Linked DNA regions of Homo sapiens: region 2 is linked to region 1. Evidence: read pairs that join two places in POLR2A ChIA-PET (ENCODE). Cell type or tissue: A673. All regions are shown on one strand.

Region 1 (8,000 bases):
TAAAAGGTACGTGTTGAGCTCTGAAGGTTTGCCTTTATGTTTTATTTTATTTGTTTTTTTAGTTTGCCCATAAAGTGATTTTAGCTTTAAAATGTTACCTGTAAAATGCACATTAAAATCACAGTGCAATACCATCATGGCTAAAATGAAAAAGACAAAATGTAAGTGTTGACAAGAATGTAACTAGAACTGTCTTACTCTACTGGTGGGAGTGTAAATTGGTACAGCCACTGGGGAAAAACATTTGACACTAACTACCAAACTGAACATCCACATATCCTATGGAGGAATTCCACCTCTCATTTTATACTCAACAGAAATGCATACATGTGTTTCTCAAATGACATGTACGAGAATGTTCACAGCAACATTATTTTTTATAACTCCAGGCTGGAGACTCCTCAAAAGCCCCCCAGCAGTAGAATGGATAAATTGTGTTGTATTCACACAGTGGACCACTGTACACAGTGAGAACGAATGAACTGCCACTGTGCCCCACAACGCAGACGAATCTCAGAAACATCATGCTGAGTCAAAAGAGATCACACCGTATGGGTCCATTTGTATAAAGCACAAAGCTAGGCAAAGCCATCAGTGCTGTTACAGGTCAAGATAGTGTAACCCTGAGGGTGGGGTCTAGTAATCAATTTCACAAATGAGAAATTTCAGTATCTGGCTAATGTTCTCTTTCTCCATCTGGGAGCTGGTTTCATGAGTGTGTTCACTTTGGGAGAATTCCTCAAGCACTTTTTGTATGCATGTTATACTTCATTAAAGTTTTTTATTTTTTTACATTAATTGTTTTTTTAACAAAATTAAGGAAAATCATTTATTTTTTAAAGTAAAGAAAAACCAAAAATACAAACAATACCAGGTCATGGTATGTTGCAGGAGAAGCCTGTTTTTTCATGGCTGAGAACGTGTACTGTATCTTGGGCCTGTTGTTGCAATGAGTCCGTGACAGCCTCTCTTCCCCGCAGGGCGCTACGTCTTGTCCTTTGTTGGCTGCGGTTTGGCTGTCGTGGGTACCTACCTGCTGGTGACATTCGCACCCAACAGTCACGAGAAGATGACAGGCGAGAATGTCACCAGGCACCTCGTGAGCTGGCCTTTCCTTTTGTACATGGTAAGAGAAGCCTCCAGTCGTTCCCCCTGAGATGGCAGGAGGGAGATCAAGTCCTAGAAACCAGAAACGTGAATACCCAGCAATAGGGGATTCCGTGAGTTGCGGCACATTTTACCAGCATGAAAGACCGTGCTTCTGGAGAGTACACAGCTCATGGCGAAATGCTTGTTTCATTTATGTAATATCAAAACTCTACTGGTGGGAGTGTAAATTGGTACAGCCACTTGGGAAAAACATTTGACACTAATTACCAAATTGAATATCCACATATCCTATGGAGGAATTCCACCCCTCATTTTATACTCAACAGAAATGCATACATGTGTTTCTCAAATGACATGTATGAGAATGTTCACAGCAACATTATTTTTTATAACTCCAGGCTGGAGACTCCTCAAGTGCCCCCCAGCAGTAGAATGGATAAATTGTGTTGTATTCACACAGTGGATCACTGTACACAATGAGAACGAATGAACTGCCACTGTGCCCCACACAGTAATATCAAAACCATTATGATGTCAGTTTTATTTTTTAGAGGTGTGTATAGGTATGTGGTCATGTAATATACCTAGGAAGGCCTGGATGGGAAAGCAAATTCCATCAGTAGTTGGCTCTGGGAGATAGTGTTATGACTCAGTTCTTATTTCCTCTTCATCTTTATGAATTGTCCAAAATTTCTACAGTAACCATTTCAAACTTTTATGGTAAGGGGAAGAAAAAGTTAAAACTGTAAACCATTTAAGAATGTTATTTTATTTTTTTTCCCAGTATCACACTGCTGATAGAAGCCCAGGAGACACGGGAAATTTTGTCTCCTAACCCCTCCGCCAGAGCTCAGTCCTCTGCCCCAGTTCTATCCCATTTTAAGTCTATAAATCAACTGATTAAGGAAAACATCTAAAGTATGTGATAAAGCTACTGGTACGTTCTTGTTCCATGCCCTGCGCTGTGCTAAACACATTTTTATGTATCATCTCAGATTCTCTTAACCCTGTAAAGTAAATGTTCTTCCCATTTTATGGGTGAGAAAACCAGGGCTCTGAGAGGTTAGCTGACCTGCTCAGAGTTCATAAAAGCAGGGTTGGATTTGAAGGCCGGGCCCACCTGGCCTCAGGTGCCATCTTCCTTCCCCGTGGCCTGCCGACAAAGGTGTTCACTGTTTTCCTCTGACATAAACAGCCTGGTCTCTGATTGAGTCTAGAGGCCCTGGAACATCCTTTTTCCTCAGATTATCCACAAGGCAGAGGATCACTTCCCCTGAAATGGGGGCTGTGTCATTTCCCAACAGGCAGCCAGCCCCAGCATGTAGTTGGTGACAGAGCAAAAGACCGCCTCCTTGGGCAAAGCGTTACCCCAGAACAGGCCTTTCACTCAGAGGATTGAAGCCCAAGACTTCCTAAGTGCTGTGTGGCCTTAGCCAAGTCGCTTTCCTTCTCTGTTTCCCTCTCTGTAAAGTGGCAAGAATCTCTGGACTTAAAATTGCTATTGGGAGATCCAGGAAGTAGCATTTAAGTCACCCAGAAGGTGGTAGATGCTCAGTGAATGATTCTGTTGTCTTACTTCATCATGACTGGGAGGCAGTGCTGCCAGCTGGAGAGATTTGGCCAAACCAAATTCAGTCAATATTTATTGAGCGTCTGCTGTGTGCTAGACACTATGGTTATAAAAAATAAATGAGACATGCCCACAGTACTCACGGACTGTTGGGAGGCACCACATATGCACAGCCATCTCATGATATAATGTCCAGTGCTATTCCAGTGTTCATTTTAGAATCATGGAGAACGGGCCACATGTGGTGGCTCACACCTATAATCTCAGCACTTTGGGAGGCCGAGGTAGGAGGATTGCTTGAGCCCAGGAACTTGAGACCAGTGTGGGCAATGTGGCAAAACCCCGTCTCTATTTGGAAAAAAAAAAGTAAAAATTAGCCAGGTGTGGTGATGCATGCCTGTATTACCAGCTACTAAGGAGGCTAAGGTGGGAGGATAGCTTTGAGCCCTGGAGGTCAAAGCTGCAGTAAGCCATGATCACAGTACTGCACTCCAGCCTGAGTGACACAGTGAGACCCTGTCTCAAAAAAAGAAAAAGAAAAAAAAAATCATGGAGAATGGCTGAAGAATTGGGACCCCTCAAATGCAGGCACAGTGGTTGGGAATGTTGATGATTGACAGCACATCCACTTGATGAAGTATTCTGCAGCAATTAAAGATAATTATGACAACTTCACAAAACATGAAGATTGTTTATGGTAACTAAAAACAGCCCAGTACAAAATCGTGCATTGACTATAATGACAACTCGTTAAAATATGGATTCACTGGAACAAAGACAAAGAAGAAACGGGGAAATGAAAGCAGCTGTGTTTTATGGTCTCTAATTAGAAGGAATGTTTTAAATGTTTCAAAATGCCCATTAATGTTTCTGGGTTTTTTTTATACTAAATCAGCTTTGATAAGGGGTTTGGGATAGGCAAATGAGACTAAGCTGTTGTCAAAGTTTTCTGCTTTAGTTGCACTGGGCGCTAGGGCTGGCTTAACTTCTTGGGAAAGTGTTAGCAAATATCTGGGCTTTTAAGGGGTAGAAAGGAACAGTTGTTGATGCAAGGAGGGGGAGCTTCTCAAACTCGGACTTGCCATCGTCTAGTGGTAAGTTTCTACTGATAGAGCACCAGACAGTGTGGCCTAGCAGGAAAGTGCATGGGCCTGGGAGCCAGACTGTCCAGGTTTAAATTCCTCTGTGCCACGCCATCGTGGTAGTACCTGCTTCGTAGAGTTATTGTGCTGATTTAGTGAGTTTAACGTAGATAAAATGCTTAGAACACTGCCTGGCGTACAAGGAGACGTCATTTAGTGTAAGCTATGATTATGGGCCCATAAAAAGAATTCTTAACCCTACTCCACAGAGGGTTAACTAAGGTTTAGAGAAGTTAAGTGACTTACCCAAGGCCACACGACTAGTTTAGAGGCAGACCTAAGTTCCAGCCCAGGTCTCCCTGACTCCAAAGGCCTTCCTCATTCTACTCTGTGAAGCTTCACACTGGAAGCTTGGCTGGGAGCACAGGGAGTATATACTCATATTCTTTATTTATGTATTTATTTATTTTTTTGAGATGGAGCCTCGCTCTGTCTCCCAGGATGGAGTGCAGTGGCGTGATCTCAGCAATTCTCCTGCCTCAGCCTCCTGAGTAGCTGGGATTATAGGCAGATGCCACCACGCCCAGCTAATTTTTTTTTTTTTTTTTTTTGTATTTTTAGTAGAGACCGGGTTTCACCATGTTGGCCAGGCTGGTCTCGAACTCCTGACTTCAGGTGATCCACCCGCCTTGGCCTCCCAAAGTGCTAGGGTTACAGGTGTGAGCCACCGTGCCTGGCCTCACATTCTTGACCAAATAGGTTGGTGAACAAGTGTCTCCCTCTTGGACCAACCCATTGTTTTAATGGGGATGCCCATGGAGCAGTGGAGTGGGAAGAAACCATCTCAGCCTGATGCATCTTGGCCCTCCAAGAAAGAGTGGATATGAGAGCAGCACGTCACCCTCAAAGCTTCAGCCTCAGGACAACAGGGAATTCCTTCTCAGTACTAGCCAGGGATTAGAGAGATTCACTCTGTGTTTCCCTTTTCCCCTGAACGTCTAACAGTAGTTTGGGAAATGCTGAATCATAGCTCAGTCATTCCCTTTCAACCCTGTGACTCTGGTGATGGCCCAGCCCACCAGGGTCTCCCGGTCTCGCCTACTTCTGTGGTCCCCACTGACCCCCCTGCTTGCTGCCTTCCACAGCTGGTGGAGATCATTCTGTTCTGCTTGCTGCTCTACTTCTACAAGGAGAAGAACGCCAACAACATTGTCGTGATTCTTCTCTTGGTGGCGTTACTTGGTAAGTTGGCATCTGGATGATTGAGTTTTGCCACCACCAAGAAGCACCAAATGGAAATGTGGGTTTTGTTTGCAGAGCTGTAGCCGCTGGGCACAGAAGTTGCTTGAGACTGGCTGAGGTTGTTCTGTCTCCATCAGTGGCTCTGGGGAGCTGGGTCCCTGCTGACCGGAGGCAAACTCCTGTGCTCCAGGAGCCTCCAATCTAAAGGGAGAAAATAGCACTAAACAACTAGCCAAATTCATAGGTCATGTAAGTTTGGGCAATAACAATTCCAATGAGGAAGAATAAAGTAGAGTGAGGATGAGGTGAGTTAGTTTGTTTCAGAGACGGTAGTAGTAGAGCATGCCCCAGCGATTGAGCCCTGAAAAGATCCATGCAAAACCTATCAGAGCTTAGGGATTCATTCTGATTCAAAGGTAAAACTAGATTTTGTCATCTATTTTTTCTTTTCCTTTTAGAGGGATGGGTGCTGTGGAAGAGATAGCTCCTGAATCAGCTTGAGGCTAGAACTGCATATTAATTTTTCCTTTTTTTTTTTTTTTGAGACAGTCTTGCTCTGTCACCCAGGCTGGAGTGCAGTGGTACAATCTTAGCTCTCTGCAGCCTTGACCTCCTGGCCTCAAGTGATCCCCCTGCCTCGGCCTCCCAAAGTGCCAGGATTACAGGCATGAGGCCCTGTACCTGGCTAGAACTGCATATAATTTTATAGCTAAATAGAGCTGTGGGGAATCCATCCTTCCTGAGGAGAAGCAGACAGAGGCGGAGGAGCAGGCTGGTGTCAGGGCTGGTGAAGCCTGCTACCGCGCTGCTCTTGAGTGGCCTCAGGCTAATGACCCTCCCTCCTTAAGCCACGCTGTCCACTTCTCTAAAGGGGGGGCCTATGAGAACATCCAAGTCACGGAAGGGAGTGGGGGTTAAATGAGATGTGCACAGGTGGCTAATATGTGCATTTTTCTTCCAACCTTCCTACTGTGTGCCCTACCACCGCCACAAGCCATCAACCAAATAGATACCTGTCACCGAAGACAGGGTTTCCTTAATTTTTTAACAGCTCTGTTGAGATATAATTTACATACCATAAAGTTCACCTGTTTAAAGTATACAATTCAGTGGTTTTTAGTATTTCATAGAGTTGTGAAACCATCATCCTAATCTAATTTTAGAACATTTTGTCACCCCCAAAAGAAACCCTGTGCCCATTAGCAGTCACTCCCTGTTCCCCTTTTCCCAGCCTCAGGCAACCACTAAGCTATCTTCTGTCCCTGTAGATTTGCCTTTTTGAACACCTTCATAAATAAAGTCGTATGCTTTGTGGCCTGATATGACTGGCTTCTTTCACTGAGCATGATGATTCTGAGGTTCACCCACATCATAGCATGAATCAGTCCTTCATTCCTCGGTGACTTTGTTTTCAAAGTGGATGGGAAGGATCACGGCCCTGAAACATCCTCTCCTCTTACGTAGGAAGGCCAGAAGGTTCTGAGGCCATTGGCCAATCCCCTTCTGACTAAGAAGGACTACCTGATGACAAGTGCCTAAGTGGTTGCTGACGTTTGGAAACAGTAGCCTAATGGGTGAGGAGCCCAAGAGACACTGCGTGTTGGGGGTGTTGGCAGGAGAAAGCGAAATAAACCAAAGCTGAAGAATAGGAAAGCAAAGCACAGCAGCAGGGACCGGGGGCTTCACCTGGACCACGCTTGGGGGCTGTCTCTAACTCCTGTTTGGCAGGGCAGTCTGAAAGTCTGCAGTTAGAAGACATTTCTGAACAGTAGGGTGGAGCAAGGGTCTCCACAGGGAGGTGAGCAGGATGCTTCGCTGGGTACACAGAGAGAATATTAGAACTTCAATCATTTTTTCTCTGCCTTTTAAATTATATTCCTGTACAAATTTTATAACATGCCTACCATTTAAGTTCAGGGTCACATGACTTTAATTTGAAAACAGATACACACATATTGGAAATGTTTGCACATATGCACAGGGGTGTGCATTCCAAAACACTGGAGAAATGTTTTTAAAAATACAAGTGACCAGCTGGGCGCGGAGGCTCACGCCTGTAATCCCAGCTATTAGGGAGGCAGAGATGGGAGGGTAGCTTGAGCCCAAGAATTCAAGACCTGCCTGGGCAATATAGCGAGACCCTGTTGTCCACAAAAAGGAAAAAAAAAAATACAACAACAACAAAAAATACAAGTGACTGAGCACTAAAAAACCCAACAATTCCTAAGCTGTTTACCCAACACATGTTTTTCCTGTGGTTGCCATGAGACTGGTAAGTTCGTTGATCCACTCGGATCCTTTTGGCCACAGTGCTGGGCACTCCGGGCCTCAGAGAACTGAACTTACTGCCCATGCTTGGCAGTTTAGAAGTGATGTCTAGGATTACCTTCAGGGGGTTGGCTTTCCTCCCTCCTTTAGGATGTAGTCAGCACAGAGCATGGGAGTCCATGGGAGAGGTGCACACGAGACCCAGTGCAAACGGCGTCTGTCACTGTGCAAACTGCCGGCTTGACTCTGTTCCTGTTCCCTCCCCTCTGTCTCCCCAAGTCCTTTGGGGTTATAGACTGGCTTTCCGGACCTAACTCTCTGCATTTCCCTGAGGCTCCCCATTCGCCCTTGTCTCCCATCTGCAGGCTCCATGACAGTGGTGACAGTCAAGGCCGTGGCTGGGATGCTTGTCTTGTCCATTCAAGGGAACCTGCAGCTTGACTACCCCATCTTCTACGTGATGTTCGTGTGCATGGTGGCAACCGCCGTCTATCAGGCTGCGTGAGTTACAAATCCTTTTCCTGCTGGGCCCTGCCATTCGGGCTGCTTCTCTTTTGGGGGCCTGATGACGTATGCTGTGAAGCCACAAGGAGGCCAGAACATGCCCCAGGGCCTGGCATCCAGCATGGAGAGAGGAGCTGCTAATTTGCTGAGTTGTCACCTGGAGGGACACCTGCCACTCAAAAGACGAAGCCAGGCCAGGCTCAGTGACCCACGCCTGTAATCCC
Region 2 (8,000 bases), 550 kb before region 1:
TCATATTGGCCAGGATGGTCTTGATCTCTTGACCTCTTGATCCGCCCTCCTCGGCCTCCCAAAGTGCTGGGATTACAGCGTGAGCCACCGTGCCCGGCCAGGACTTAAGTCCTTGTGTCATGACAAGGTCAGATTGGTAAAGAGGCAGGATGGAATGCATGACTCTGCATAGGGTGAGGGGCCCTGATACCACGCACAATCTTTTGTCTTTATTTCCAGGGGCAAATCCCATCTATTTTCTCTCTCTTTTTGACTTTTATTTTTCTGACCATTTTTTCTCAGTAATGCCTTCATTGCTACCATTAGCTGGCCTTGAGTTATTGTTATTATTATTTACTTTTTGTAGAGATGGGGTCTCACTATATCACCCAGGCTTGTCTCAAACTCCTGGCCTTAAGTGATCCTCCCGCCTTGGTCTCCCAAAGTTCATGCTCAGATTACGGGCATGAGCCACCACACCCTGCCAGGCCCTAGACTTTAGTCCTTTCCCCACCTTACTGGTGGAGTCTGGACCTTCTCACCGACAAGGATTTACCCATCAGGCTGTTGGGCTTTGGAGTCAGATAGCACTGAGTTCCGATCTTGGCTCTGCCAAGTACTATTAGCTTTTTGTTCTCAAGTAAAGACACTCACTTCATTCATCTCTTTCATTCAGTTCCCTCATCCATAAAACAGGAGTAACAAGTAGTACTTGTCTCATCAGTGGTGGGGAGGCATGAAGACTAACTGAGTTAGCTCAGGCCTAATACAGTGCCTGCCACACACTAAGCCCTCCATGAATGGCAGCTTATATAGATGCTATATATGTGAACACATTAGAGCTTTCTCCTCACTTTCTCAAGTTCTTTGCTAGTTGGTAACCAATGAGAGTGACGATGTCATCTCTATTGTGCCCTTGGGCTGGTAGGAGGAGTGTCAAAGAGGGAGATGAGAGGCAGGAGGGAAGGGTGGGACAGGAAAGCAGAGGGGGAAGACCCTGTCTCCACTCAAGACTTTTAGAGATGAAAGAACAGGAAGCTGAGATTGTGCCAGGGAGCACCTGCTAGCTTGCCGTCATGACGAGAGCCCTGGATTAAGGAGATAGGAAGGATGCTGGTTCCAGTCCCAGGTGGAACTGATGGCTGTGTAACCTCAGGCACAATAGCCTCCTTCTCAGTAGGTCCATCTGCACCAGGAGTGTTTTTTTTTTTTTTTCTTCTAGAGTCTTGCTCTGTCACCTAGGCTGGAGGCTGGAATACAGTGGCGAGATCTCAGCTCACTGCAGCTGCCTCCTTCCAGCTTCAAGCAATTTTCCTGCCTCAGCCTCCCAAATAGCTGGGATGACAGGTGCCTGCCACCATTTTTCTATTTTTAGTAGAGATGGGGTTTCACTATTTTGGCCAGGCTGGTTTTGAACTCCTGACCTCAGGTGATCCACCCGCCTCAGCCTCCCAAAGTGCTGGAATTACAGGTGTGAGCCACTGCACCCTGCCAGGAGTGGTTTTTTGATGAGATCTCAAAAGGTCCTTCAAACATGGCAGTTATGCAATTAATCACATGGGGCAGAAAACAGGGGTGTTGTCAGATTGCAAAAGAGCTGGCGAGAGAAAGGCAGATCACGAAAGCCTGGGGCAGAAGTTCTCAAACTTCGTGGTCTCAGCGACCCTTTACCGTCTTAAAAGTTACCTTGGCAATAAATAGCTTTTGTTGATGTAGGTTACACCTATTAGTACTTGCTGTATTAGAGACTAAAACTGAGAACTTAAAAAAAATTAATAATCCTATTGCATGTTAATAGAATTTTTTTTTTTGAGACCGAGTCTCAGTCTGTCACCCAAGCTGGAGTGCAGTGGTGCGATCTCGGTTCAATGCAAACTCTGCCTCCCGGTTTCAAGCAATTCTTCCACCTCAGCCTCCTGAGTAGCTGGGACCACCACACCTGGCTAATTTTTGTGTTTTTAGTAGAGACAGGGTTTCACTATGTTGGCCAGGCTGGTCTTGAACTCCTGACCTTGTGATCCACCCGCCTTAGCCTCCCAAAGTGCTGGGATTACAGGCATGAGCCACCACGCCCGCCCTGAAGTAACATATTTTTAAATGAAAATAACTTTTTGTGGCAAATCTCTTTAATTGTCTGGTTTATGAGAAGGCAGCTGGATTCTTATCTCTGCTTCAGCATGCAAACTGTTGCAATATGTTGTTGTGGTTTAACTATGTGAAGAAAATAAATTTGCCACTCTCTCCTGAGTGCTTCCTTTGTGGCAGGCACTGTGAAAGGCCTTTTACAAGCACTGTGTCCTTTTCTGTTGTTGTTCAAATCCATACTATATATTTATTTTTATTTTTATTTTTTGTTTGTTTTTGAGATGGAGTCTCACTCTGTCACCCAGGCTGGAGTGCAGTGGTGCGATCTTGGCTCACTGCAAGCTCCGCCTCCTGGGTTCACGCCATTCTCCTGCCTCAGCCTCCCAAGTAGCTGGGACTACAGGCACCCGCCACCATGCCTAGCTATTTTTTTATTATTTTTTTGTATTTTTAGTAGACACAGGGTTTCACCATGTTAGCCAGGATGGTCTTGATCTCCTGACCTTGTGATCCGCCCGCCTCAGCCTCCCAAAGTGCTGGGATTACAGGCGTGAGCCACCGCGCCCGGCTTTTTTTTTTTTTTTTTTTTTTTTGAGATGGAGTCTTGTTCTGTTGCCCAGGCTGGAGTGCAGTGGTATGATCTCAGCTCACTGCAAGCTCCGCCTTCCAGGTTCACACCATTCTCCTGCCTCAGCCTCCCAAGCAGCTGGGACTACAGGCGCCCACCACCACGCCCGGCTAATTTTTTGCATTTTTAGTAGAGACGGGGTTTCACCGAGTTAACCAGGATGGTCTCGATCCCCTGACCTTGTGATCCGCCTGCCTCAGCCTCCCAAAGTGCTGGGATTCAGGCTTGAGCCACCACGCCTGGCCAATTTTTTTTTTTTTTTTTTTTTTTTTTTTTGAGACAAAGTCTCACTCTGCTGCCCAGGCTGGAGTGCAGTGGCACGATCTTGGCTCACTGCAAGCTCCGCCTCCCAGGTTCAAGTGATTTTCCTGCCTCAGCCTCCTGAGTAGCTGGGATTACAGATGTGCACCACCATGCCCAGCTAATTTTTGTATTTTTAGTAGAGACGGGGTTTCACCATGTTGGCCAGGCTGGTCTCCAACTCCTGACCTCAGGTGATCCAACCACCTCCACCTACCAAAGTGCTGGGATAACAGGCGTGAGCCACCACACCTGGCCCGTACTATATATTATTTTTAAATGTTTTCATTCTATTTTTGATGGACAAATAATAATTGTATATATTTATGGAATACAATGTGATATTATGATACACGTATCAAAATTGCTAAAAGAGTAGATTTTAAATGTTACCACAAAGAAATGCGCTGTCTCCTTTATCCTCCAAACTGCCCTTGGAGATAGACTGTCTCATTTTCACGATCTTATCTATGAGGAACCAGAGGCTCAGCTAGACTGGATTTGCCGAGGTCACAAAGTTTGTAAATGGCAGAGTCAGAATTCAGACTCATATATCTGGTGCCAGACCCTGACCACAGAAGTTGGGCAGCCTAGATGTGAAACCACCTTTGCAAAATTATGACTGAGACTGTGAAAGAGATCTAACTTAACTGACTCCATCTTGCTTCTAACCTCCAAGGTGTCCTTGTTCATTCCTGGGCTGAACTAACTTTGGGAGAAACTTAGTTTAAAACTAAGACAATAACAGCCCTTTCCCAAAGTACACCTCCTTCTTGGCTGGGGACTAGATTGCCTTTGTAGGACTAATATTAGGCACAAGATTAGAAATTATGGTTTAGGGTCTGGTGTGGTAGTTCACGCCTGTAATCCCAGCACTTTGGGAGGCTGAGGCGGGTGGATCACTTGCGGTCAGGAGGTAAGACCAGCCTGGCCAACATGCTGAAACTCCGCCTCCACTAAAAATACAAAAGTTAGCCAGGTGTGGTGGTGCATGCTGTAATACCAGCTACTCGAGAGGGGGAGGCAGAAGAATCACTTGAACCTGGAAGGTGGAGGGTGCAGTGAGCTGAGATTGCGTCACTGCACTCCAGCCTGGGCGACAGAGGGGTCTCTGTCAGAAAGAAAGAAAGAAAAGAAAAAAAAGAAAGAAAAGAAAGAAAGAGGGAAGGAAGGAAAGAGAGAGAGAGAAAGAAAGAAAGAGAAAGAAAGAAAGAGAAAGAAAGAAAGAGAAAGAAAGAGAAAGAAAGGAAAGAGAAAGAAAGGAAAGAAAGAAAGAAAGGAAAGAAAGAAAGAAAAGAAAGAAAGAAAGGAAGGAAGGTTTAGGAGTCATGCAGCTGGAGGCTACAAGATTCTGACCCTCCCTAAACTGCTCCTGCGATCAGTGCTTGAGATACTTTGCAGACCCTGCACTTGATGGATCAGCTGGCACCACCCAAATCCATAAACTGGCTCATGTGATCTTGTGGCCCCCACCCAGGAACTGACTCAGCGCAAGAGGACAGCTTCGACCCCCTGTGATTTCATCCCTGGCCAATCAGCACTCCTGGCTCACTGGCTCCCCGCAACCAAACAAACTGTCCTTAAAAACTCTGATCCTTGAATGCTGGTGGAGACTGATTTGAGTAATAATAAAATTCCGGTCTCCCGCACAGCCAGCTCTGCATAAATTACTCTTTCTCTATTGCAATTCTCCTGTCTTGATGAATCGGCTCTGTCTAGGCGGCAGGCAAGGTGAACCCCTAGAGGCTTATAGACGGAGGGGCATGGGGTCTCTCTTATACTTCTGGGCAACCATCTCTTCCCTGATCTCTTTTTTTTTTTTTTTTTTTTTGAGACAGTTTCACTCTTGTTGCCCAGGCTAGGGTGCAATGGTGCAATCTCGGCTCACTGAAACCTCCGCCTCCCAGGTTCAAGCAATTCTCTTGCCTCAGCCTCCCAAGTAGCTGGGATTACAGGCATGTGCCACCACGCCTGGCCAAGTTTGTATTTTTAGTAGAAATGGGGTTTCTCCATGTTGATCAGGCTGGTCTTGAACTCCCAACCTCAGGTGAACCGCCCGCCTTGGCCTCCCAAAGTGCTGAGATTACAGGCATGTGCCACCGTGCCTGGCCTCCCTAATCTCATTTTTATCCTTCCCACCTTGGACCATTTTACCGAGCCACGTTTCCAGCTACCAACCAAATTGTCCTTAAAATCTCTGATCCTCGAATGCTGGGGGAGACTGATTTGAGTAATAGGACACTAGAATGGTCGCTCCAAGGGAGTTAAGGCTTATTATTTGTTTTGTTCACTCCCGTATCTTAAGTGCACCTGCCTCACCCATGGTCACTGCTCAGTAACTCTTTCTTTTTTTAATTGTAGGCAACCTTTATTACAGAAGTCCCTTATTTTAAGTGACTTTTTGCCGATTTTAGATTTGAAGGGAAGGTCTACAGTTAAGCTTGGAACCACTTAGTATCCAAGAGGGTGGCAGGAACATGCAACCCCTCAAAGCAGGTGGCATGGGTGCCATTGGGAGGGGATCTGGGGCCTGTCTTGTGCCCTAAATCTTCCTCCACCTGAGACGTGCACCCCAGTGTACCAGAGATGCCTAAGACTCCAATCCCCCAGCTCTGGCTGTGTGGAAAAGGTGCCTACTTCACAGAATCAAGCTTCAGTTGACTACATGCCAAAGAGAGACAAGGTTAAGTGTGGCCTTTCATGGTGTCAAGAAGCAGTTAGTGTCCTGATTTCCCCTCCATCCACTCGCCGACCTGCTGCAGCCTCCCCGGGCACCTCAGGCATAGAAGATGAGCTCAGGGATCTGCCCACCCTGGACCCCAGTCCCGTTGGTGCTGTCCGAGGAGCACTGGAACTGGAAGGCCACCTTTCTGCACTGCACTTGCGTCATCCCCTCCTGCCCAAAGTAGCTGAGGTTGCTGCCGTCCAGAACAGCACTGGCCATGTAGAAGGTGTCTTGTTCAACCTGGACCGGGTGTTCAAACCAGACCGGGAAGGTGTTACTGGATCTGTCCGACATGAATTTGGTCAGATTCTGAGCCAGAACTACCCCAAGCCTCTTGAGCTCAATCTTCACGCTGTACTCAGCCTTCCCAGAGCTGGACCCACACAGGCCTAGCCCCGCAATAAATACCCTTCTGTCCACTGCAAACTGGATGCTGTCGCAGCGCCCGCAGTACTGGCATTGGTTGCTGCGGTAGGCAGAAGACTGGAATAGGTGGCACCTCTGCGGGGTGAGGCCCTTCCTCTTGATCAGGGGGAAGTCCAGGCGGGGCTTGTTGGTGGCCGTGTACCACAGGAAGATGGTGTGGGTCTCCTCCAGAGTCAGGATGTCTGGATGTCTGACTGGGCAGCGCCGTTGGCAAACTCCTCTAGGGTCATGGTTGGAATTCGGATCAGATAGAGGGCTCGCCCCAAAACATGCCTCTTGTTTCGTGGGGTGACTGGCAGCCCCTGCCTCTTGCACTCTGCCTTGGCCCAGTTCAGGACGGCCTTGAAGACCACCGCCTCCTGGTGTTGAGGGCCTCCCGAGTGACAATGATCTCCAACGTCTGCCGGTCCATCTCACAGAAGCCTTGGGACCGCAGGGCCATCTCGGCCTGTGCGTCGATGACCTCCCAGCAGCGCTGGGTCAGGTCGGGCTCCTCAAACAGCCGGCTCTGGGACAGCAGGACGCAGGCGTTCTTGGCTTTCAGACTTGTCCCCAGAAAGTTGACGCAGGCTTTTGCCAATGCTGGGACGATGTACTTCTTAGCAGCCTACAGAGTGGCCAGCACCGTATCCGCTTCCAGATCGATCTCATCACTGTACACGTACTTTAATAGGATCAGAAAGGCTGCGGGCTCCACGTCTGGAATGTGAATTTCAGATTTGACTTCCGCCAGGTCCCAGTAGAACATGGCATAGAAGACGGAGCTGCAGACAGCCAGGACGTACTTGTGGGCGGGCACCGTCCTGGTCGCCCCCGGGGGTCCCACGACAAAGTGCACGTCGGCCACGAGCTCGTTGTTGAACATGAGCGCGTTCCTCTCGCGCAGCGTGGGGGACCGCGCCATTTGGGGCTCTCCGGGTGGTTGTTGCCAAGTGTGGGCTGCGCGGGCGCGGGCGCGGGGGCGCGGTGCAGGCTGCGCTGCCCGGCCTTCCTGCCCACGGCGGCGCCGGCGTTGCTGTGGGCTAGGACCGCGGCCGCGGCGCTGGCGGGGACGTAGAGCTCCGCCGCCATCCTCGAGGGCGGGGCGTCGGGGGCAGCCTCGGAGCCTGTGGACCCCCGCCCCGCGCCCTCGCGCCGCGCCGGGGCCTCGGGAGCGGCTCTGCAAGCAAAAGCAGGGAGGTCGGGCGCTGAGCGACGCGGCGGTGATGGCAGGCCAGGGGCAGCACCATTCATGGGCGGCGGCGGCGGCGGCGCTGCGACCCGCGGGGCTGCCACCCGTGCCCCTACCACCCCCGCCCCTGCGATCCTGCCAGAGCCTAGCCTAGCGCAGCCGGGCCAGGCCTGGCCGCAGCAATAACTGCTTTTTAATGGATTGGTTGGAGGTATTCTCTCTGACACATGCCAGCATCCTCAAGGAGGGTAACCTGCTTTCTAATTTTCAAAGTGAGGCCGGGTGCAGTGATTCACACCTGTAATCCCAGCAATTTGGGAGGCTGAGGTGGGAGGAGCGGTTGGGCCCAGGAGTTCAAGACAAGCCTGGGCAACATAGGAAGACCCCGCCTCTACAAATAAAAAAAAATTAGCCAGGGGTAGTGGTTCATGCCTGTGGTCCCAGGCACTTGGGAGGCTGAGGTGGGAGGACCACTTGAGCCCAGGTGGTTGAAGCTACAGCTAGCCGTGATGTGCCACTGCACTCCAGCCTGGGTGACAGAGTGAGACCCCAGGCTTTGTCAAAAAAAAAAAAAAAAGCATTTCTTTTTAACGTGCGTCAGTAAGAAGGGCATGCCTAGGTTAACATATCAAAAGTGCTCCTCATAGTATCTGTGAAACAGCCTTGCAGAACCTAACCTGCCAGGC

The links. ChIA-PET counts read pairs that join two places held together with the same protein. Peaks named below come from ENCODE experiments on the same cell type or tissue, not always from the same donor. Only the 100,000 strongest peaks of a DNase experiment are listed, where the experiment ranks them.
Region 2: POLR2A ChIA-PET joins it to region 1 with 12 read pairs; 3 of 35 experiments call an interaction of 5 or more read pairs at or near these places.

Annotation. Positions count from the first base shown.
Region 1 is chr1:24,448,501-24,456,500 of GRCh38, forward strand. It overlaps NIPAL3 (NIPA like domain containing 3), which reads left to right. Exons shown (of 12, transcript NM_020448.5): 6 at 981-1,126; 7 at 4,908-5,004; 8 at 7,638-7,773. Among named protein-coding and RNA genes, the nearest start is that of NIPAL3, 37 kb to the left of the region's middle. RefSeq lists an enhancer at 7,313-7,825. In A673, no CTCF peak of the experiment used is centred here; no DNase peak of the experiment used is centred here.
Region 2 is chr1:23,895,703-23,903,702 of GRCh38, forward strand. All of the region lies in intron 1 of CNR2 (cannabinoid receptor 2), which reads right to left. It also overlaps the pseudogene BTBD6P1. Among named protein-coding and RNA genes, the nearest start is that of CNR2, 14 kb to the right of the region's middle. RefSeq lists enhancers at 1,396-1,455, 1,506-1,635. In A673, no CTCF peak of the experiment used is centred here; a DNase peak (open chromatin) is centred at 4,569; H3K27ac peaks cover 266 bases.